Linked DNA regions of Homo sapiens: region 1 is linked to region 2. The links are chromatin loops, found by intact Hi-C in ENCODE. Cell type or tissue: spleen. All regions are shown on one strand. Each heading gives the region's core, and the rest is flanking DNA. Links, peaks and the distances in the headings are about the cores only.

Region 1 (11,749 bases), core at 2,468-10,467, 110 kb after region 2:
AGATCGCGCCACTGCACTCTAGCCTGGGCAACAGAGTGAGGCTCTGTCTCACAATAAAAAACAAACACACAAAAAATTGGTCAGGCGTGGTGGCTCATGCCTGCAATCCCAGCACTGTGGGAGGCCAGGGCAGGCAGATCACTTGAATGTCCAGGAGTCTGAGACCAGCCCAGGCAACATGGTGAAACCCCATCTCTACAAAAAGTACAGAAATTAGCTGGGTGTGGTGGTACATGCCTGTAGCCTCAGCTACTGAGGGGGCTGAGGTAGGAGGATCGCTTAAGTCCAGGAGGTGGAGGCTACAGTGAACTGAGATCATGCTGCTGCACTCTGGCCTGGGTGAGAGAGCAAGATCCTTCTCAATTAAAAAATAATAATAATTAAAAAAAAAAAACTGAAGTAGAGCTAGGCACAGCAGCTCAAGCCTGTAATCCCAGCGCTTCTAGAGGCTGAGGCAGGAGGCTCACTTGAGCCAAAAGTTTAAGACCAGCCTCGGCACCACACTGAGACCCCCATCTCTACAAAAAAAGTTTTTTAATTAGCCAGGTGTGGCATGGTGGCACACACCTGTAGTCCCAGCTACTCGTGAGACTGAGATGGGAGGATCACTCGAACCCAGGAGTTGGAGGCTGCAGTGAGCTACGATTGCACTACTGCACTCCAGTCTGGGTAACAGAGCAAGACGCTGTCTCCAAAAAAAAAAAAAAATTAAGTAGATTTTGCATTCTGCTGTCTTCTCCCTATTATGTCTTTGTTGTTTTTTTTTCAATTTAAGAGTATTTTAAAATCATATTTGTTCATCATAACTGTCTCCTGAGAGCCAGGTTTCCGCCTTGTCTTCCCATGGCTCCACCCTCACTGCGCCTTCCTACAGCACAAATATGGCACAGCTGCAGAGAGTGCTCTGGCCACCCCCACACAGCAGATACTTTGGAAAGTGACTTGTTTTGACCATTCTTTCAAGCTAACAAACAGGTTGTTCTGATGCTGAGCTACACTTAAAAAACAACAAAAAAAGGGGGGGCAGTGGGAAAACGAGAGCCTGTCTGGCTGCTCCTTACGGCGGACAAGCAGTGAAAAGGTACTGGCTTTTCTGAGTGCCCTTCCCAACCCTTCCACCCTCAGCAGGCAGAAGGTGCTGGAGCACCGGGCCAGGAACACTCACAAGGGGGCACTTTTTTCTGTGCTTCAAGCTCCAGATGCCAGAACGCGGTTTCCTTCCTACCTGTAGAAAGGTTTAGGCAATCCCCAACTCCAGGGATCAAGAAATAGCAGCCTTCTCCCAAGACTCACTTTTCCCAATTTTTGTGTTTTGTTCAGTGGTAGATCCCCAGCACATGGTGGGCTCTGGAAGCATGTTAAGACATGAATGCATTCCTTCGAGGTGCCTTATCGTCAATGGACAACCATAAAACACTTCAGAGGAGACCACATAACCACCAGAAAGAACGAAATAACTGCCAGTGCTGCCATTTGGCCACACCCTAAACGTGGCTGGAATGTAAGTCTACACATCTGGGGGCACAAGCTTTGGAAAAGCAGTCAAGAGGGCGCCTGCCATAGGGCCTGAAAGGAGATCCGAGGCATAGCTCAGAGTCCTCCCATATTTATTTCTGCTCACTCGATACGCACCTCTCCCTTGTCAACCTGGTACAACATGTTTATTTAAGAGATAATGTTGCGGTGGAGGAGTGCACAAGGCAATAAACAGCTTTTGCAGGCAATTAAATGCAGAAGTGAAATTGAGCTGCTGGTCAGCGGAACCAGCCATTCATTGTGAGTTTGTTCCAGTGTCACAAATGTTATTCCTGTTTCACAACAGGACAGGAATCTATGATTGGGCCACAAATCTCCTACACAGGCTGAGGCAGACCAGAAGCAATTAAAAGCAGCTCTCAGCAGGCAGGGCATTTACACAAAAGAGCCTTAAGATTCTGGAATGCCGAGCTAGGAGACTGCTCTATTTTTTAAGGAGGTTTGGCACTTAGTAGGTGCTCAGTAATTATTCGTGGCTTGCTTGTTTTTATAGGGAGGCTTGCAGGAAGTCTCAACTGTACAATAAAAATTCGAAACCCTTTCTACTCATCTCTAAGAATTCCTTCTAGCTTTAAAAAGTTATGACGATCTCCACTAGAGTCAGTTTTTTTTTTCTAGGAATCAAAAAGGAGTTGTTGGTTTTAATACAAATTGTTTTCTTGTTTCTTTTTTAAAATATTGATTTTTTTTGAAGAAAGATTTGAATCTTTCTTGATTCTGATATAAATCAGAAAGGAGTTATCCTACAGGATACAAAAATCAACATACAAAAATTAGTTAGCATTTCTATACATGACTAGTGAACCATCTGAAAAAGAAATCAAGAAAACAATCCCATTTACAATAGTTAAAAAAATACATGTAATCAAAGAGGTGAAAGATTTCTTTACTGAAAACTATAAAACACTGATGAGAGAAACCGAAGACAGATAAATGAAAAGATATTCCATGTTCATGGGCTGTAAGAATTAATATGGCTAAAATGTCCACACTACCCAAATTTGTATCACAATCTAAAAAGAAAAAGAGAGTTTACATCCTACTAGGCAGGATAGCTAATAAAAAGATGACTCCATCTGGTTAAGTTAGGAGGAGAGTCCGGCCTTAGCAACACAGTCAAGAAAGTAGTTGAAGACCCAACCTCACATTCTGGCCTCAAGGTTGAGCCATTTTCACACCAAGAAAATCAGTCAGGAGAGAACAGCACAGGTGCTCTCCAAGTGCAGCGGTGGGGCACCTTCTACAAAGAAGACAGAAAAGCAGGGCAGCAACCAAAGAAGAGCCCCCGACTCTGCCCTCTCCTAGGAAGCTGCCACCAAGAGGGGCAAGGCATTGTCCAAAGAGCAGAGTGAGAGAGCCTTCCAGGAACAGCAGAAAAAGCGAAGTGAGGAAAAGACTGCCATCCAGATCTCTGTTCCTGACACTTCTGCTACCTCTCTGGGCCAGGCACGGTGACTCATGCCTGTAATCCCAGCACTTTGGGAGGCCGAGTGGGCGGATCACTTGAGGCCAGGAGTTTGAGAACAGCCTGGACAACATGGTGAAACCCCATGTCCACTAAAAATACAAAAATTAGCCGGGCGTGGTGGCACATGCCTGTAATCCCAGCTACTTGGGAGGCTGAGGCACAGGAATCACTTGAACCTGGGAGGTGGAGGTTGCAGTGAGCCAAGATCACGCCACTGCACGCCAGCCTGAATGACAGAGTGAGGCCCTGTCTCAAAAAAAGAAAAACAACAATAACAAAAGAAAAAAGAAAAACGACTCTGGTTAAAAAGTGAGCCATCCAGTTTCTCTCCCTTCAACATTAGCTAAAGGTATTATTTGTAGATTTTTACTATTTAATTTTAATACTTCTTTATAACATCTATGTCTTAACGCATTTTGCACCATTATCATTTTTACCTATACTTTATGTTTTCTATTTCCTAAGGGCATCAAATTCTTCCCCAAAGATACAGAAATCAATCCATACACATTCATACTTGGTCCATATTCGCATGTCAGTCTTTTGATAATAGTTAACATATGTATTTTTATACCCTATCTTGCTACAAAGGGGATCTGAGGTAGCTAACGAAAATACATATGAACAAACAGTCAAGAACTCAATAGATTTTTTAGGCCGGGCGCGGTGGCTCTCAGGAGACAGTTATAATGAACAAACATGATTTTAAAACATTCTTAAATTGGAAAAAACCAACAACGACATAATAGGGAGAAGATAGTAGAATGCAAAATCTACTTAATTTTGTTTTTTTTTTTTGGAGACAGTGTCTTGCTCTGTTACCCAGGCTGGAGTCCAGTAGTGTAATCATAGCTCACTGCAGCCTCCAACTCCCGGGCTCCCATCTCAGTCTCAGTTCCACAGATCATTGCATTTCCTTTATACGTATATTACCTCTCAATTCCAATATCAATGTGCTTTAAAAGCTCCCTTCAAAAATAGTATGATTCCCTCACGCCTGTAATCCCAGCACTTTGGGAGCCCGAGGCTGGTGGATCACGAGGTCAGGAGATTGAGACCATCCTGGCTAACATGGTGAAACACCATCTCTGCTAAAAATACAGAAAAAAAAATAGCCACGCGTGATGGCACGTGCCTGTAGTCCCAGCTACTCAGTAGGCTGAGGCAGGAGAATCACTTGAACCCAGGAGGCAGAGGTTGCAGTGAGCCGAGATGGCGCCACTGCACCCCAGCCTGGGCGACAGAGCGAGAATCTGTCTCAAAAATAATAATAATAATAATAATAATAATAATAATAATATGATTCCAAAAATAAAACGTATGAAGAACTTAAGAAAATTTGTAGCTCAGGGGATTAAAATTGACATTTTAATATGCCCAAGAAGTCAGATCCCTGAGGGTAGCAAAAGATCCCAAAAGTGGAATGACTTCAATTTTATCAACCTAATGACTTCAATTTTAACAACATTTTAATACCTGAAAAAGGCAGACGCAAAATGGAACAGAATGGGTCAGAGGAAAATTTCAATTCACATTTTCTTGAAGTGGGCTTAGAAAAGTCAATTCTTTTTTTCTTTTGAGACAGAGTCTCACTCTGTCGCCCAGGCTGGAGTACAATGGCGCGATCTCTGCTCACTGCAACCTCCACCTCCCGGGTTCAGACGATTCTTCTGCCTCAGCCTTCTGAGTAGCTGGAATTACAGGCGTGCGCCACCATGCCCAGTTAATTTTTGTATTTTTAGTAGAGACAGGGTTTCACCATGATGGCCACGCAGGTCTTGAACTCCTGACCTCGTGATCCACCCGCCTCGGCCTCCCAAAGTGCTAGGAATACAGGCATGAGCCACCGCACCTGGCCTAAATAATGCTTAAAAAGTCAACCTCACAGAATCAGAGAACAGTGGTTGCCGGGAGCTCGAGGTGGAGGAAATAAAGGGATGTTGGATTAGCGAGGAGTGGTGGTGCGTGCCTATAATCCCAGCTACTCAGGAGGCTGAGGCAGGAGAATCACTTGAACCCAGGAGGTGGAGGTTGCAGTGAGCCAAGATCGCACCAGCCTGGGCGACAGAGTGAGACTCTGTCTCAGGAAAAAAAAAAAAAAAAAAGAAAAGACAAGAAAAAAAAAATCTCAGTTTAAAATGTTCTTACTCCTTCAACAGAACCAAGATACTAATGGTTGACAAATATCTACTGGTCAATCAAAGCATTTATATACAACAAGGGAAATAAAATTCATTGAGCTGGAAAAAAAAAAAGATGTTGGGCAAAGGGTAAAAAGTTTCAATTACGGCTGGGAGTGGTGGCTCATGCCTGTAATCCCAGCACTTTGGGAGGCTGAGGTGGGCCAATCACAAGGGCAAGAGATACAGACCATCGTGGCCACCATGGTGAAACCCCGTCTCTACTAAAAATACAAAAATTAGCTGGGCTTGGTGGCGCGTGCCTGTAGTCCCAGCTACTCGGGAGGCTGAGGCAGGAGAATGGCTTGAACCCGGGAGGCAGAGGTTGCAGTGAGCCGAGATCGCGCCACTGTACTCCAGCTGGGTGACAGAGCAAGACTCCCTCTCAAAAAAAAAAAAAAAAAAAAAAGTTTCAGTTATAAGATGAGTAAATTCTGGGAATCTAACATACAGCATGGTGACTGTACTTAATAATATACTGTACACCTGAAAAATGCTAATAGAGTAGATCTTAAGTGTTATCAACCACACACATAAAAATGGTAACTATGTGAGGTGATTAATGTGTTTGTTAATTAGCTTAATTGTGGCAATCATTGTGCAAGGTACACATATATCAAATCATCACATTGTACATCTTAAATATATACAACTTTTTTTACCCATGATACGTCAATAAAGCTGGGAAAGTGAAAAAGAGGGTCAAACACTTGCACTGAACTCCCAAATATATATGTGGCATTGCGTTGAATCAAATCCCCACTGAGGAAGCCTGAGCATGGCAAATGCATCCAGAATGAGAACAGTTCTTGCAGAATCCTAATGTCTTTCACTTGGAAGAGGGCTTGGAGGTGTTGAGTCTAACTTTTCACCTACATATTCCCACAACATACCTCTGTACAAGGTAATCTAGCCTCTGAATGCTTTTGATGCCTTCAATCTGCTGCTAACAAACGGGCATGATGAAAATGGTTGCAACTGAGGAAGCAGAACAGCCCTAGATAAACGCTCCCTTCTCTAATAAAGTAAAATGCTTTGTTTTACTCCAAATATCAAATGCCCTTGATTGCATGCTATTTTAAAAATACATACTTGGGGCCGGACACGGTGGCTCATGCCTGTTATCCCAGCACTTTGGGAGGCCGAGGCGGGCGGATCACCTGAGGTCAGGAGTTCAAGACCAGCCTGGTCAACATGGTGAAACCCCATCTCTACTAAAAATACAAAAATTAGCCGGGTGGGGTGGTAGGCGCCTGTAATCCCAGCTACTTCACAGGCTGAGGTGAAAAGAAGCACTTGAACCCAGGAGGCAGAAGTTGCAGTGAGCTGAGATCCTACCACTGCACTCCAGCCTGGGCAACAGAGCGAGACTCTGTCTCAAAAACCAAACCAAAACAAACAAACAAACAAAAAAAAAAACAAACTTGGAGAATGAAAGACTGACCTCTATTCCTAGCGAAAAATGCACCCAGGTTGGGTCCAGCTCAACAGTGACCGAATTCCTTTTCTTACCTTTCTTCCATACAGATTATGACCTGTTTCCTTCCCAAGGTGCAAATTCATCACGCAGATTACTGCCACCCAGAAGGCTTTACCCAGCATTTTCTAAGGTGCCCAACGAAAGTGGGGACAAAGCTGGAGGAGGTGGTACCTCATTCAGTACTTGTGATCTGCCTGTGCCCAACTGGTTATTTATGCAACATTCAAAAAATGAGAAAAGTAAAATTTGAAAAAGAAAACAAGTTTGTACATTATTTCTTTCCAATTCCTTGCAGCCAACCTTTGAGGCTAAAGGGCATTATTGACAGAGTAAAAAATTCCTTACACATTTTGCATATTGTGCCTACATGTGTGCAAAATGGCACACACACATATGTGTGTGTACCTGTGTGTGTCACCTGTGTGTGCCTCTGGGCGCACAAGTGCGTGTGTGCCTCTGTGTGTATGTGCATGTGTGTGCACATGCATGTGGCTTTCACACAACCAGTTCACTCTCTGGGTAATTAATATCATACCTGCCACTGGTTTCCTGTCTGACCAGGCACATAAGGTCCGGGGAGGCCCCGAAGGCTGTTCTTCACAGGGGATCCCCCGAGGGGATTTCCCACCTCCCCAGAAGCAGAATCAGCAGCCAAGGCCATGGAGTACTGCGGGCAGTTGTATAGATTGTTGTAATAAGGAAACAGAGACGGCTGGTAGAAGCTGCTGTAGTAGGTGGAGTCTGAAACCAGGTCAGGTGTGTTCTCCACATGCCCTCTGCTGGTGACAGCAGGAATATCCTGGATGACCATACGTCCCTCTAAATTGGAAGAAAAAAGAAAAATACAACATGGTATTAATGTTAGTCCACGAAACTTTACTTCTAAACCTTCCTACCCAAGACCTGCGGAGCAAGGTAGCTGAATATGCAGAAGACAAAACCATCTGTTGCTTCTCCTATAGCCAAAATAAGGGAGAGTTTCTAAGGTTCGCTTCACTCTGGTGGCACAACCGAAAGACTCAGCTGATTGTTTTTACTGAGAGTATCAAAACCATTTTAGAGGTGATTTTAATTACATAAAGCCCAACAGCACAACTTCTATCCAGAAATTCCTATCCTAATGTCAAGAAACTGAAGAGCAAATCTAGTTGACCTGATTGTGCATTCTTAAAACAAAATTAATTGTAGCCACATAGATAGGTTAGAAAGTCAAAACGAGTGGCCAAGAGTTTAGGTGAATTTAGGTGAACACCTGTTTCCTTAACTTCCTTCCACAGGTGATCAGGTATCTTCAGAAATCTGGCCAAAGGTGCGGACCAGGGGCAAACTTCTAGTGTAAGAGGTCAGTAACTATTTCAGGTTTTGTCAACTATTCAATCACTGCTGCAGCATGCTTGTGTTGCAATAAAACTTTATTTATAAAAACAGGCAGTGGGCTGATCTAACCCAAAGACTAGTTTCCCAACCTCTGGCACAGACATTAAAGTGTTTATTGTCAATTCCAATAAATGAATTCCTAAGTCATCCATCCAATGGACATTTATTAAACAATGTTCTAAGAGCCAGTCCGGGTGCCTGAAACGTCTGCCAGCTGCCGTGCCCACAGGGAGTCTACGGTCTAGGATAGAAGATGGGAAGGGAATACCACCTACCACCTACCATCATACAGGAAGACCCATAAACTTCCATGGGAAGTCAGAGGAAACAGAGATGGCTTGTAGCCTAGTTAGAAATTCATGGACAAAACTGCACCTGAGTTGCACTTAAAAAAAGATGCAGGACACAGGTGAAAAATGAGAAAAGGAGAGGAAGGAGAAAGGAGCAGCAAGGACAAAGGAGTGGAAGCAGGAAAGTGGGGGTAGAGTTTGGAATGATGGGCAGGGAAGTGAGGCTGAGGAACTGGATGAGAAAAGGGAAGGAGACATGTAGTATGAAAGATGGGCTAGGGTAAGGTGAGGCGGGCCTCAGTCCAGCTCTCCTGACTCTGGGATGTAATGGGAACCACTGAGTTCTGAGCAAGGAGGTTACACGGTCAGAGCTGTGCTTGGAGGAGATTTATCTAAGGGCAACTGCTTAGGGCAAGTGAAGGAGAGAGAGATCAGAGGCAGAAAGACCTGCTAGGGAACCACCAAAGTGAGTTCAAGGACAGACCAGAACTCTAAGGCCTGCAAATGTAAGAGAGGAGCCTGTTCCAGGGACATGTGGGGGATGAAACGCAACAGAACTGGAGGGCTGAGGGGCTGCCAGGAATTAAGATGCAGGGGAGGCAGAGAGCAGGAGCCTGGGTGTGTAGAGCAGAGGGTGGGCAGGTGTGCAGGTGGAGGGCTGGGTGAGGGTGAGGAACATGAAACGCGTGCTTTTGGGAGAGGCTGAGACTGGAAGCCAGATCCAAGAGTCACCACTGGAGGTGCTAGCTCCATCTGGGCAAGGAAGGGAGGAGCTGTTACAGAATAAAGGAGAGCCAAGACCTGGAGCGTGAAAAACAGAGAATACAACGTCACAGAGGTTAAAGCTGACTTGAATCACAGAGCAAGCAGGCTGTGGTGTCAACTGCTGCTGGGACATCAAGCAAACAGTTCTAGAAAAGACCAACAGACAACTAGGTCTTCAGGGCCTTGCGGTTTTAACCATGATGAAAGGAGCAGATGCAGGCCTGCAAGAGAGCAAGGAGCAACAAGCAACAAGAAATCCAAAGAGATGACTCCAGTGAATGGCCTCTCTCCTACCAGGACTACCAGGACGTGAGATCCAGCAAGAAGGCACCCAGCCTCCGGGCACACCACTGTGTCCTCCGTGCTTAGCACACTGCCAGACACAGTGGGTCAATATTTGCTGAAGGGACTGAGGAATAATCATTTTTCAAGTAGCTTGGCATCAAAAATAATGTGAGTTAAAAGTAAAAGCTCCAGCCAGGCACGGTGGCCCACGCCTGTAATCCCAGCACTTTGGGAGGCCGAGGCAGGTGATTCACGAGGTCAGGAGATCAAGACTATCCTGGCTAACACGGTGAAACCCTGTCTCTACTAAAAATACCAAAAAAAAAAAAAAATTAGCCAGGCGTGGTGGCGTATGCTTGCAGTCCCAGCTACTTGGGAGGCTGAGGCAGGAGAATCGCTTGAACCTGGGAGACAGAGGTTGGAGTGAGACGATATTGGGCCACTGCACTCCAGCCTGGGCGACAGAGCAAGACTCCGTCTGGGAGAAAAAAAAAAAAAAGTAAAACCTCCAGGGAGTCATAAGATCTTGTCGTTTCACTTTTATTTTGTTTATTTACTTATTTGAGACAGGGTCTCACTCTGTCGCCCAGGCTGGAGTGCAGTGGTACGATCTCGGCTCACTGCAACTTCCTCCTTCTGGGCTCAAGCGATCCTCCCACCTCAGCAGCCCAAGTAATTGGGAATACAGGCGCAAGCCACCATGCCTGGCTGATTTTTGTATTTTTTTTAAGTAGAGACGGGGTTTCACCATGTTGGCCAGGCTGATCTCGAACTCCTGAGCTCAAGCAATCTGAATTTTAATAAGCTCTTAGCTTTTTTTTTTTTTAATTTTTTTGTATAGAGATGGGGTCTCACTATGTTGCCCAGGCTGGTCTCAAACTCCTGAGCTCCAGCAATCAAACCACCTTGTCCTCCCAAAGTGCTACGATTACAGGCATGAGCCACTACACCTGGCCTTGTTTCACTTTTCTAAAAAGGTTTAAGGCTGAGCGCGGTGGCTCACGCCTGTAATCCCAGTACTTTGGGAGGCTGAGGTAGGTCTGATCATTTGAGGTCAGGAGTTCGAGACCAGCCTGACCAACATGGTGAAACCCCGTCTCCACTAAAAAAAAAATACAAAAAAAAATTAGCCGGACATCGGCATGGTGGTGCGTACCTGTAGACCCAGCTACTGCAGAGGATGAGGCAGGAGAATTGCTTGAACCTGGGAGGCCGAGGTTGCAGTGAGCAGAGATCGCGTCACTGCACTCCAGCCTGGGTGACAGAATGAGACTCTGTCTCAAATAAAAAAATAAAAATAAAGAAATAAATAGAGGTTTAAGTGTCCTTAAGCAGACAGAATTGGCTCATGAGAGAAATTTCCAGCACAATGCATGGCCCAAAGAAGGTGCCCAGAAACCATCCACTGGCTGAGTGTGTGGGAAAACAAAAACATGCAAGGGAGAGGGCAAAACTAAAGTGCAAGCTCTGGAAGGTCTGGCTGAGATCTACAACAAAATTTATTTTTGAAGCCTCATTTTAAAGTCAGCATTGGTGTCACTTTTCTCTGAAAGGAAACCAAATCCACCTATGCTAGGCTCCTGTAAATGCACTCCCAAACCACTGTTTTATTCTATTCCTTTCCTTTCTTCTCTCCTCTTCCCAGCTAATGAGATGAGACATTCCAATGCCATTATTCCACACCCCCAAGTCTGGAGAGGGCACATGTCCATTCGCTCCTCCTCAACTTCCCCACTGGGCCTTTCTCTTATTTTAAACATCAGTTTGGGCCGGGTGCGGTGGCTCACGCCTGTAATCCCAGCACTTTGGGAGGCTGAGGCGGGCGGCCTGAGATCTCAGCTCAGTCGGCCTGAGCCAAGATCACGCCACTGCACTCCAGCCTGGGTGACAGAGCAAGACTCCGGCTCAAAAAAAAAAAAAAAAAAAAACACGTTTGGTGGCGTTAAGTGGTGGTTTTCTATATCATTCTTTTGTTTTCAAGGTCATGTCTCTATTGTTTATCTGATTACAAAAGCCTTATGAGCTTCTCAAATTTAATAAATTATATGAGCATCTAAGTCAGAAAAAGAATAAATGACCTATCCTACCATGCAGTCATAAACATTAATGGTTCATTCCTATACAATCTCACAGACATTTAGGAAGGCATTTTAGACACTTAGGCCTGTCCCTGCATTAAAAACACTGAATACCTCCCACTTAAGGCCTGCCTTTCAAAAGCAAGCTTCTTAAAAAAGAAAACAAAATACAGTAGCAGACGAATAAATAGAAACCCAAGGATTCCAGCATTCCAGAATCAGGGCACAGCACAAGTTCTTGAATTTCTGCAGCATGACCTTAATCTGAACCTTTTATCAGGCCTCAGTTT
Region 2 (11,749 bases), core at 2,055-10,054:
AAGTATAAATTGCTACAAACTTTTGGATAACTGTTTGGCAGCATCTAGTTAAACTGAACATATGTATACTCTGCCTGAGCAATTCTATTTCTACGAATATACATAACAGATATATGTACATATGTTCACCAAAAGACATGTGTAAGAATGCTCATAGAAGCACTCTTTGTAGTAACCACACCCAGAAATAGCTCAAATGTCCATTATCAGTAGAATGGATACAATGTGGTATATTCACATAATAGAATACTGTACAAAAATGAAAAGAAGCAACCGCACGCAACAATACAGATGAATGGGCCGCAGACATAATGCTGAATGAAAGCAGCCAGTCATGAAAGAGGACAAACTTTATGATTCCATTGTTATAAAGTTCAAAAAAGGCAAAATGAATCTGTGGTGTCAGAAATCACCTTGAGAGTTGCCTTTGATGGAGGGGCTGGCAGTAGGAAGGAGAGGAGGCTTTGAGGTCCTGGCACTGTTTTCAGTCTTGGTCCAGGTGCTGATTGCATGCCTGTGTTCACCTTGTGAAAAAAACATTTGGCTAGCCAGTGACTTGCGCTCTTTTCTGTATGAATGCTGTACTCAACATCTATTTTTAAATAATTGATAATCTGAATTTTATTGGCTTTGTTTGTATTTACTTTGTATAAGAACTATGAGGCTATCAAGATTATAACTAGTTACGTTCATGCATATTTAAATTTTATTATAACAAAAATAACTTGAGAAGACATTAAGATGTTAGAATCATTTTTAAACTCCTTGTCTGAATTTTAGATATTGATGAGTGATACCAGATATAAAAATTAGGAAATTAAACTTTTTAAACTTCTTCCCACTTCCCTCTCCCAAACTTCTGTTTTGTCGCTGTTAGTTTTGTTATCTTGTCTTTTATAATATATTTATGTCCTATTCAGTGATCATAAACCTTGTGGTCATTTTCTTAATTCTAATTTACATTGTTCACTTTTCACCACCCACCTCTTTCTTTTACTTCAACTTTTTCATTCTTGAATTTGTCAGATGAGACCACTATTCAATATATAAGATAAAAAGACAAAACTGAAGTTACTGCTTTATAAGAGACAACTGTGCTGATCAGCAGAGCTGACTATGGATCTCATACAGGGTTTAGGGGAAGGTGGAAGTTAGAGACAGGATTTCCAGGGGTGTAAGTGGGCTGACGTCATTGATGACACTGTTGTTGATTGGTTGACACTTGGAGGCCTGTTTAATTGAACTTCCTCCTTTCAGAAGGGAGACCTGACACTGACTGGTTGGCTTTGAAAAGTGTGTTCACTCAGTTGCCGCGTTGTTGATCTATTGGCAGGTGAAAAACAGGGATATGTCCGAAGTCTCCTAATGTATAACAGTTCCATGTTCTTGCCGTTGTATCATCTCAGGTTTTTAGCTCTCTTCTCCTGTGGGTATTTTTCTCTTCTACACTAGCTTGTCCATCTATCTTTGTGTGTTCTGTCCCTCTGGTATCTTTTCTTCTCTAATATTCTATACATTTTCATGTTTTTTTTTTTTTAGACGGAGTCTTGCTCTGTTGCCCAGGCTGGAGTGCAGTGGCACAATCTCGACTCACTGCAACTGCCACCTCCCAGGTTCAAGCGATTCTCCTGACTCAGCCTCCCAAGTAGCAGGGATTACAGGCACCTGCCACCACGCCCAGCTAATTTTGGTATTTCTAGTAGAGACGGGGTTTCACCATGTTGACCAGGCTGGTCTCGAACTCCTGACCTCAGGTGATCCACCTGTCTCAGCCTCCCAAAGTGCTGGGATTACAGGCGTGAGCCACCACGCCGGCCAATGTCATTTCTTTTCATCTTTTTCATGCTTAAGGTGGGCAATGCCATCCAGATGTTCTATAATCAGTGGCACAAAATTAACACCTCATGAAACAAACTTTTATTTTCTTTGGTCTGTCTGGTTTTTTCTTTTTTTTTTTCTTTTTTTCGAAAAGGCAAATTTGTTGCCAACATTTAAAAGTTGGGAGGTGACACATAAAAATTCAGAATTTCAGCTTCTCTTGAAAAACAAAATCAAAGACGTGACAATACCGGACTTAAGTTGGCAGAGAGCAACAATCACCTGGAGTATTATTTTTTATAGCTTCATGTATTTTAATACAGGAACGGCACAGAAGACAGCCAACATTAAAAATATATACTTGCATGTAGGACAACTCAGTTAGAAAAGTCTGTGGATGGAATCTGCTGTATGATAAAAGTGCTACAAACACCAGTTAGTTGCAGTCAATAAGAAATTTGCTTGTTTTTAAAAAATGCAAATGCTGGCATCGTCCAGAAACATTTAACAGGTGTATTTGTAATTGCTATAAAGTTGAACTGCTGAAACTTGTTCAACAAAACTTTTGACTTGCATGAATGCTGTACATCTCATTTATATGAACAATTCACACTCAGATGAAAATGGAAAAACTGCCCATACCTGATTTCTGTCTCCTGTTTTTCCAGTCACAATCATATACTTAAGTACCTTTTGGCCCCACGAAAAAAAATGTCTATTGTTCACAACTACCAAAAACAGGAAGAAGAGAGTTTTTATTTTTTTGAGAACGAAACGTGTTTCTCCTCATGGTAGATTATTAAGCTGTTCTCCACGTGCTAGCTGGATGCCTTTTGGCATAATTGTTACATGTCTGGCATGGATGGCACACAGGTTGGTATCTTAAAAAAGGCCAACCAGGCCAGCTGCAGTGGCTCACGCCTGTAATCCCAGTACTTTGGGAGGCCGAGGCGGGTAGATTACTTGAGGTCAGGAGTTCAAGACTAGCCCGGCCAACATGGTGAAACCCTGTCTCTACTAAAAATACAAAAAAAAAAAATTAGCCTGGTGTGATGGCGCATGCCTGTAATCCCAGCTACTCAGGAGGCTGAGGTGGGAGAATCGCTTGAACCCAGGGGAAGCGGGGGCAGAGGTTGCAATGAGCTGGGATCGCGCCATTGCACTCCAGCCTGGGTGACAAAGTGAGACTCTATCTCAAAAAACAAAAAAAGGCCAACCAGGTAGGCCTCCCTTGCCTCCTGCAAAGCACCAACAGCTGCACTCTAGAAGCACAGATCTGTTTTGATGTCCCGTGCAATTTCTCTCACCAGGTGCTGCAAAGGAAGTTTTGAGTTGTAAGTTCAGTGGACTTCTGAGACCATCTAATTTCATGGAGTGGCACAGTGCTAGGCCAGTAACGATGAGGTTTCTTTAGCCCTCCAATATGAGGCCCACTCTTGTGAGCAGCATTTGTAACCAGCTGCTTCCTAGGTGCTTTACCCCCAGTTGATTTGTGGGCAGTCAGCATGGTAGGAGCCACAGTATAGAAACTTCCTTCCCTACCCACCTTCCTCAGCTGGAGCTCAGCAAGCTAGTGGTGGCTGCGAACACAATTTGGAGACCGTTTAACATCGGCAGTTTTCAAATGTTAGTGAGCATCAGGACTACCAGGAGGGCTTGTTAGAACACAATTTTTCAGGTTGGGTGTGGTGGCTCAAGCCTGTGACCCCAACACTTTGGGGGCGCAGAAGCAGGAGCATCACTTGAGGCCAGGAGCTCGAAACCAGCCTGGGCAACATAGCAACACCCCATCTCTATGAGAAATTGTTTTAAGAATTAGCCAGGTGTGGTAGCCTGCCCTGTAATCCCAGCTACTCGGGCAGCTGAGACAGGAGGGTCACTTGAGCCCAAGAGTTCAGGGCTTCAGTGAACTGTGATCATGCTACTGCACTCCAGCCCAGGAGACAGAGTGAGACCTCTGTCTTGGGGGAAAAAAATCACAATACTCTTAACCTTTCCCACAGGCTGCCTATTTACTCCGTAGGTTTTCTTTTCTTTACATCGGTGGATATTAGTGAGAATTCTCAGAATTTCATCACCAGCCTCCTTTTCTTGAATCACTCCAGGCAGGTAGGATGGGATTGGTAGGTACCTGTGTGGTCTACACTAGAAGCTTCGATTATTTTCTTGGCCACCATGTTTTAAAGTTTCTAACAAGAATTTGTGCCTCTTAACCTAATTTGTTTACTACTGGAGAGTTTTTGCTGAGTTTTGGCACTTTTTGTTCCTTTTGTGAGATCTTCAGGAAGGAGCTATAGGCCAACTTCCTGTACCCTCACTGTGGTAAAATCCAGCTCTGGGTAATTGAATGGTCCTGCTCTAAATGGTCAACCTCTTTCTCAATGTTTGTCCTACCACCACACCACTTCCCACCCCCAGAGATTAGAATCAGTCTGGAGCGAGGGCCAGGTATCCAGATCTTTAGAAGCCCTCTGGGTCGTTCTATTGTGATGCCAAAGTTGAGAGTCACTGCCACAGTTCGGTGCTTTTCAAATGTTAGTGAGTGCGCCAATCTCTAGGGTCTAGCTAAACTTCAGATTCTGAATCAGTATGTCTACAGCGTGGCTCCAGAGTCTGCCTTCTAGCCAGCTCTCAGTGATGGTACTGCTGCTACTCCTTAGACCACACTTGGTAGCGAGCTTTTAGAGCTAACTCAGCTAATGATCTTGCCTGGGTACGCTTAGTGCCCCGTGTCCTCAGACTCAGTGTGGCAGATGTCCTGTCTAAAGCACGGAAGGCGATGTACAGAGACTACTTTTTGGAAATTTTCTGGGACTTTTGTGGAGTGAGGTCGGGTCATCATAGAGTAAGAGCCAATCACACATTGGACCCTGAAGCTAGCCACTTCTAATTATAGCTACTGGACATTCACAAATTCTTAGGGTTCCAGGAAGGGCATGGAAAAGACAGAAACATCCCCTTAAATCCTACTTCAGAACAGGACATATGATTTTTGCCTAGGTACCTATCATTTGTCATCAGTTCTCCAAAGGATAAATGGGACCACGCAGAGAAATGGCATCACCAGCATGTCCCAGCATGTCACCCACATGCCACAGTGAGAGGCACAGGAGTGAGGCAGAGCCAGAAAGAGAGGAACAGTGAGCAATGTTCCCACCTTCTGAGGAGCTGATGGGAGCCCAGGCAGCCGACTGCACTTTAGTAAGCGTGAAAGACAAGAAGACGTCGCTGAAGCTTATTCTTGTGAACACTCAGGGTAACTCTGAGAGTGGCCACAAAACCTGGGCCCAGGGCCAGGCTGTGTTAGCGCAACAGCACCACTAGATGGCGCCATTGGCTCGAGGAGCACAGAGTGTCCGCCCGGTGCTGGTGAGGCTTGTTTCAGCCCCGCTTTAGGACACGATGCTTAGATCCGTAGAACGAAAATGATGGAAGTGAAAGATCAGGGCTGCTACAAGATGCTTTTCATCAGGCCAGAGCCTTTCTTTTTTCCATTTTAAAATATTTATTTTTTATTGATACGCAAATATTTGCACATATTTATGAGACACGCGTATCTTTGGTTACATGCATAGACTGTGTAATGATCAAGTCAGGTTATTTATCGTATCCATCACCTCGAATATCATTTATACGTATTGCAAACACTTCAAGTCCTCTCTTCTAGCTTTTTTTTTTGAAATATACAATACCTTGTTGTCAACTCTGGTCATCCTACTCTGCTGTCGAACATTAGAACTTATTTCTTCTAATTGTGTGTTTGTACCCATTAACCAACCTCTCTTTACCCCCATCTCCCACTACACACCCTTCCCAGCTTCTAGTGTCTGTCATTCTACTACTCTCTATCTCCATGAGGTCAGCGTTTCTAGCTCCCACATATGAGTGAGAACATTTGACATTTGTCTTTCTGTACTTGGTTTATTTCACTTAACATGATGACCTTCAGTTCCATCCATGTTGCTGCCACTGACATGATTTCACTCTTTTTTATGGCCAAATAGTATTACATTGTGCATATGTACCATATTTTCCTTATGTATTCATCCATTGATGGGTATTTAGGTTGATTCCATGTTTGCTATTGTGAACAATGCTGCAATAAACAAGAGGGTATATGTATCCTTTCAACATACTGATTTCCTAACCTTTGGATAAATACCCAGCAGTGGAATTGGTGAATCATATGTTAGTTCTATTTTTAGTTTCTTGAGAAATCTCCATACTGTTTTACATAATGGCTGTACCAATAATTTACATTTCCACCAAAGTATATAAGAGTTCCCTTTCCTCCGCATCAGGCCAGAAATCTTTGACATTCAGAACAACCTAGCAATGTCTAAGGGGCATCCAGCTGTCGGTGGCTGACCAGGTCACTCCTGTTCGCATGACAGAAGGATACCTGGAGGAGTCTTTGTGCCCACTGGATTAGTGAAAATAAAATCTTTTTCTACCAACTGGTGGAATCCTCTTTTGAAGTAAAAAATCTTTTCCATTTTTTGTTTTCACTTTTTCAAAGTTATTATATATTGAAGGCTTATATGAAAGGAAATGTGGTAAAGGCTTCAAGTCCACTTAATCTTCACAGTAGCCTTGTGGCCTTGTTATTATCCCCATTTTACAGGTGGGGAAATTGAGGGCTGAAGACATTAAAGCCTCTAACCCAAATGATGAAGCCAGGACTTGAACCCAGTTAGATCTGTCTCCAAAGCCTATGAACTTAACCACTGTGCTACACTACCACCCAGTCGGTATTTATTCAGAAACGCACATGTCTAGACAGTGGCCTTTCTCAGTCCAGTATTGTGTGACTTGCAGCAAAAATATCTTACAGAGATACGGTGTGGTAGGGGAAGAATGGGGATTTCAGGTGCCCATAATCGGGTATCTAACCCATTCTTTAGCAGCTAAAAGTTCCCAGAACATCTTTATTTCCCTTCTTCCTTCTTCCTAGTATCTCTTCTTAGCATGAAATGCTGTCAGCTGCTTCTACTAGCTGAAAAAACAACAGCTGCCTCCACAACCATCTAGAAAGGGCCCTGCACCTGGTGATTCAACGCCCTCTTTTTGCTACTTCCTTTCCAGGCCTGTCTCTCCCGCATCAACCTAATCTGTGAAATGGAAAGCAAGCTGGTTGCATTAATTCTTACTAAAGTGTACACAACTGAGAGTCATTGCAACATATTATCCAAATATCATCCAACTAAGTGGTGTTTGGCTTTGGGGCGAAAGGAATGTGCTGAGATTTCAGTGATGATATTTCAGCCTACATGCTTTATTACAACTCAATGCTTTTGCTGATTCGAGGAGACAGACCCTGAGGAAAAGACCAAAGGCAGGGACAAAGGGTAAGGCCTGCAAGTAGAAAGGATCGATTAGTAATTATGACATTTCACACACATCTGGGGCTAAATATTCTATGGTAATAAGGAAAGCTAAAAAAAAAAGGCTATTTCTTTCCTAGGCTAATTCCATGGCCTGAACATAATATGCTGTTCTTTGTTTCCTCAACTGGAGAAGGATAGACTACTTAAAAAACAAGAAACCTGAGGAAGCCATTGGCCACTTTAACAATGATATAAACTATTCCAAGGTGACAAAATAACTCTAGTTTTCTTTATATACAGAAAAAACTCCAACTAATATGTGGAAGCAATGGTAGAATTAGAAAATCCCCGCTGGGTGCAGTGGCTCACGCCTATAATCCCAGCACTTTGGGAGGCCAAGGCAGGTGGATCACCTGAGGTCAGGAGTTCAAGATCAGCCTGGCCAACATGGCGAAACGCCATCTCTACTAAAAATACACAAATGAGCCGGGCGTGGTGGCGCGTGCCTGTAATTCCACTCGGGAGTCTGAGGCAGGAGAATCACTTGAACCCAGGAGTCGGGAGGTTGCAGTGAGCCGAGATTGCGCCACTGCACTCCAGCCTGGGCAACAGAGGGAGACTTCCTCTCAAAAAAAAAATTAAAAAAAAAAAAAGGAAAATCCCCATTTTTCAACCCCTAATTGAAATTACTGATTCCAGCAACATAGTGAGCAAATGAAAGGTTGTAGAGAAAAGATGGAAAGTGGAGTTTGCAATGGAGGGGTTGTCTGGCTGACGTTACTGACCCCTACTGATCTTGCCTGGTGGACAAAAGACCCACTGTGTCCTTTCGGAAGTGACGCAGTAGGCAGTGGACCAGCATCTCCTGGGAAGTACATCTCCCTCAAACATTTGAACCCATATCAAAGAAGCCTCTAGATCTGCTTCCACTCTACAGGAAACATGGGGGATCCAGGAACAAATTAAGTGACTCCACGAGGAAGCAAACACACAGTTTCAGAATGGAGAGGATTCTGCTGAGCAATGGACTCCGTTTCCTCACAAAGGGGGCGTCCACTGTGCAAATGAAGAGACGTAAGAAACATAGAACCAAATACAGCGTGTGGACCCCCATCAGACAAACCCACGGTAAAGGGGGAGCGAGGCTGGAGATAACTCGGAGATTTTTATGAACTCGGTCTTATGATACCAATGAATTACTTTTAATTTTGTCAGATCTGATCATGGCATTGTAATTATATATGACTATGCCCATTTTTAGAGATGTTTACTGAAGTACATAAGGGTGAAATGACATTATTTGCTTTAAAGACTACTTACCTCATCCAAAAGGAAGAAACAGGAAATGGGATGGATGGGTCAAGTGTCGTGTAGTCTTCGTAACTGCTTAATGTTGGTGATGTGTAGATTAGGGTTCATTTCACTATTCTCTATATATGTGGGCCTTTTATTTTTTTAATAATAAAGTTTTGTTTTGTTTGTTTTTTGAGACAGGGTCTCACTGCGTCACCCAGGCCAGAGTGCAGTGGTGCAGTCACGGCTCACTGCAGCTTCAACCTCCCTGGGCTCAGGTGATCCTCCCACCTTAGCCTCCCAAGTAGCTGGGACTACAGGTTCTTGCCACCACACCTGGCTAATTTTTTGTGTGTATTGTTTTGTAGAGACGGGGTTTCTCCATGTAGTCCAGACTAGTCTGGAACTCCTAGGCACAAGCAATCCATCTGCCTCGACCTTCCTAAGTGCTCGGATTACAGGCGTGAGCCACTACACCTGGCCAAACATTTTTTAAAAATCAAAAAGACATGCTCACTTCAGTGACATCAAGTAGGACAAAAGACAATTCAATAAGTTGATGATATTTTCAGCTTTGATGGAACGCATCCACAGCCCCTGGCAGAGCTCATCATCAGGGTCAGGTCCCTGAAATCATCCATGTCAGGTCCCAAATATCCCGCTTGTAAAACTGCATTGCATTCCATTTACCCATCTCAGAAAGATAGATGGCGCCATCAGCCTGGTTAGGATTGGTTTCAGTGACCAAGCATTTCTAATGAGAACACACTGCAGAAACCAACCACTTCCTTGCATAAGACATTCAGCTACAAACCCTGGTGGTTAAGCTGCGATGGGTTCTGCCAGCTTTGAGCTTGGGTCACAGACCTGTTCAAGGGCAAGTGTTCTTCCAGCACTCCGAGAAAGAGATGGCTGTTGATGCAGATGGCATCATACGAAAAGCTCACCTCCATTCATAAGAAGAGAATGCAAATGAAAGCATACTGAGATTTTCAAGTTGTGGGAAATCACAACTGAAAACACACTCACTGGGGATGTGGGGCAACTGACATTCTTGTACTTTATTGGTGGGAGTATAAACTGGAAAAATACCTATAAGGGGACAAATTGGCAGTATCTAGTAAAATTACCAATGCATGTACGCTTTGCTGCAGGAATTCCTCTTTCATCAATTCATGCAACTTATACTTGCTCCCAATTCAAATCACATTGGTCTAAAGTTATTTATTACTAAATCGTTTAATAGTAGATGACTTCAAAACTTAACATACTTACCAGAAGGGGACTGCTAAATAAACTATGGAACAGCCAAATACTATGTAATTTTTAAAATTTTTATTTTAAATAAAATTTTAATTTAAATTTAAATTTTTAAATGAAGAAACTATCTTTATAATTATATTTAGCTATCTCCAAAACATAGTAAGTGGACAGAAAAAAAAAGGCAAGGTAAAACAACTGTGTATATAGTATACTATAAATAATGTTTAAAGAAAATGAAAAAAGAATACTTATGCTTGCATGTGCATAAAATATATCTGGAAGGGCTGCGCATAGTGGCTTATGCCTGTAATCCCAACGCTTTGGGAGGTTGAAGCAGGAGGATCACTTAAGTCCAGGAGTTCAAAACCAGCCTGGACAACATGGTAGGATCCTGTCTCTACAAAAAAATAACATAAAATATAGAACAAAAATTAGCTGGGCATGGTGGCGTGTGCCTATAGTCCCAGCTACTAGTGAAGCTAAAATTAGGAGGATCACTTGAGCCTGGGGAGGTCAAGGCTGCAGTGAGCCGTGATCATACCACTGCACTCTAGCCTGGGTGACAGAGCGCTGCCTTGTTTGTAAAAAGAAAATTAAAAATAAAATATTTCTGGAAGGATGCCCAAGACACTAAACATTGGTTGCACTCAGGTAGCTCGGAGGAGGGAGAATTTTCCCTGTAAACCTTTTTATGTCTTTTTACTTTGGAGCTCTGTAAATCCCTGACCTTTTCAAAAAATAAAAACAATTTCCTAACAACAGAAAACAAAAAACTGTCGGTTGACTTTCAAACCAAGCTTGAAAAGAAAACATCATATTTTAATTAGGGGCTAGTCTGGGACTGGGAGTTGGAAATTGTACCCACTGGAACGTGGGCCACTAAATGGCAAAAAGAAAAAAAACACAGTTAAATTTCCCTGTAGGGGCAAAATATTTCACATCCAATTAAAGCCAACTTACTATAGCTGGTCAAATTAAGGCCAGTTTCATCTTACACTCAGGCTTCACTGTCCTGATGAGCTGGTCTCTGAAATCCTGAGGAGCAGACTCTGGAGGCTGGGCATGTCAGGGCCCCTGAGCCTAATGGCCCCAGTGTCAGCCCAAGATGGGCTCTCGGATGTGACTCTCAGGGGGAAATCCAGCTCCCCACAGCAACTGTGTGACCCTGAAGCAGCGTGTTAGTGATTCTGGGCCTTCTGCTGGGAAAATGCATGTATCAAGAATGCATCACTGAAACAGCACACAGTGGACTCGAGTTCATTTTTCAAATATATCTGTTCAAGTGAAGACAGAGCCTGTTTTTAAAATCTATGAAACAGTTCCTGTTAAAAAAAAATAGTACAGGAGCAATAAAAAACGTACCTACCTTTTAGGGCTGCTGTGAAGATAAGTTGAGTCGATACACGCACACAAAATAAAAGTTAGCTGTGGCCGGCATGATGGCTCACACCTGTAATCCCAGCGCTTTGGGAGGCCGAGGTAGGCGGGTCACCTGAGGTCAGGAGTTTGAGATCAGCCTGGCCAACATGGTGAAACCCCATCTCTACTAAAAGTATAAAAATTAGCTGGGTGTGGTGTTGGGCGCTCATAATCCCAGCTCCTTGGGAGGCTGAGGCAGGAGAATTGCTTGAACCTGGGAGGCAGAGGTTGCAGTGAGCAGAGATCGAGCCATTGCACTCCAGCCTGGGTGACAAGAGCGAAACTCTGTCTAAAAAAAAAAAAAAAAAAGCTATTATCATCAGGAAGGAAACATAGGATTTGGAACTACTTAAAGCTCAACATATCTGTAGCATCTGTTCTGCTTGACAGCAGTCAGTCATCTTAAAGGTCAAGCCAGTGTATCTACAGACCACACCATGTGACCACTCTGAAGAATGACAGAATGTAGGATTTTGGAACTGAAAGGGCTCATGTCCCTGTGGTGTCACCTCTTAGTTTCATTGTATGCTTTTCTCCACAGCTTCCCAGGCATGCAGAAAACTCTACCTCCTAGCCCTTTCCTCTAAGTGAAGCCATGGCACTGGATCCAGCCAATGAAATGTGAGCAG

The links. A loop is a pair of places that touch in the nucleus more often than their neighbours do. Peaks named below come from ENCODE experiments on the same cell type or tissue, not always from the same donor. Only the 100,000 strongest peaks of a DNase experiment are listed, where the experiment ranks them.
Region 1: it touches region 2 in a loop (6-fold over the local background); 90 of 110 quality-filtered maps call a loop at or near these places.

Annotation. Positions count from the first base shown.
Region 1 is chr9:889,646-901,394 of GRCh38, reverse strand. It overlaps DMRT1 (doublesex and mab-3 related transcription factor 1), which reads right to left. Exons shown (of 5, transcript NM_021951.3): 3 at 7,200-7,483. Among named protein-coding and RNA genes, the nearest start is that of DMRT1, 54 kb to the right of the region's middle. RefSeq lists an enhancer at 7,150-7,469. In spleen, for the core only: a CTCF peak has its summit at 7,462 (motif pointing left); a DNase peak (open chromatin) is centred at 7,302; H3K4me3 peaks cover 275 bases; H3K27ac peaks cover 257 bases; H3K27me3 peaks cover 3,769 bases.
Region 2 is chr9:1,002,673-1,014,421 of GRCh38, reverse strand. It overlaps the pseudogene H3P29. Among named protein-coding and RNA genes, the nearest start is that of DMRT3, 32 kb to the right of the region's middle. RefSeq lists a silencer at 5,025-5,224. In spleen, for the core only: CTCF peaks have their summits at 4,917, 5,119 (motif pointing right) and 9,132; a DNase peak (open chromatin) is centred at 5,141; H3K27me3 peaks cover 5,398 bases.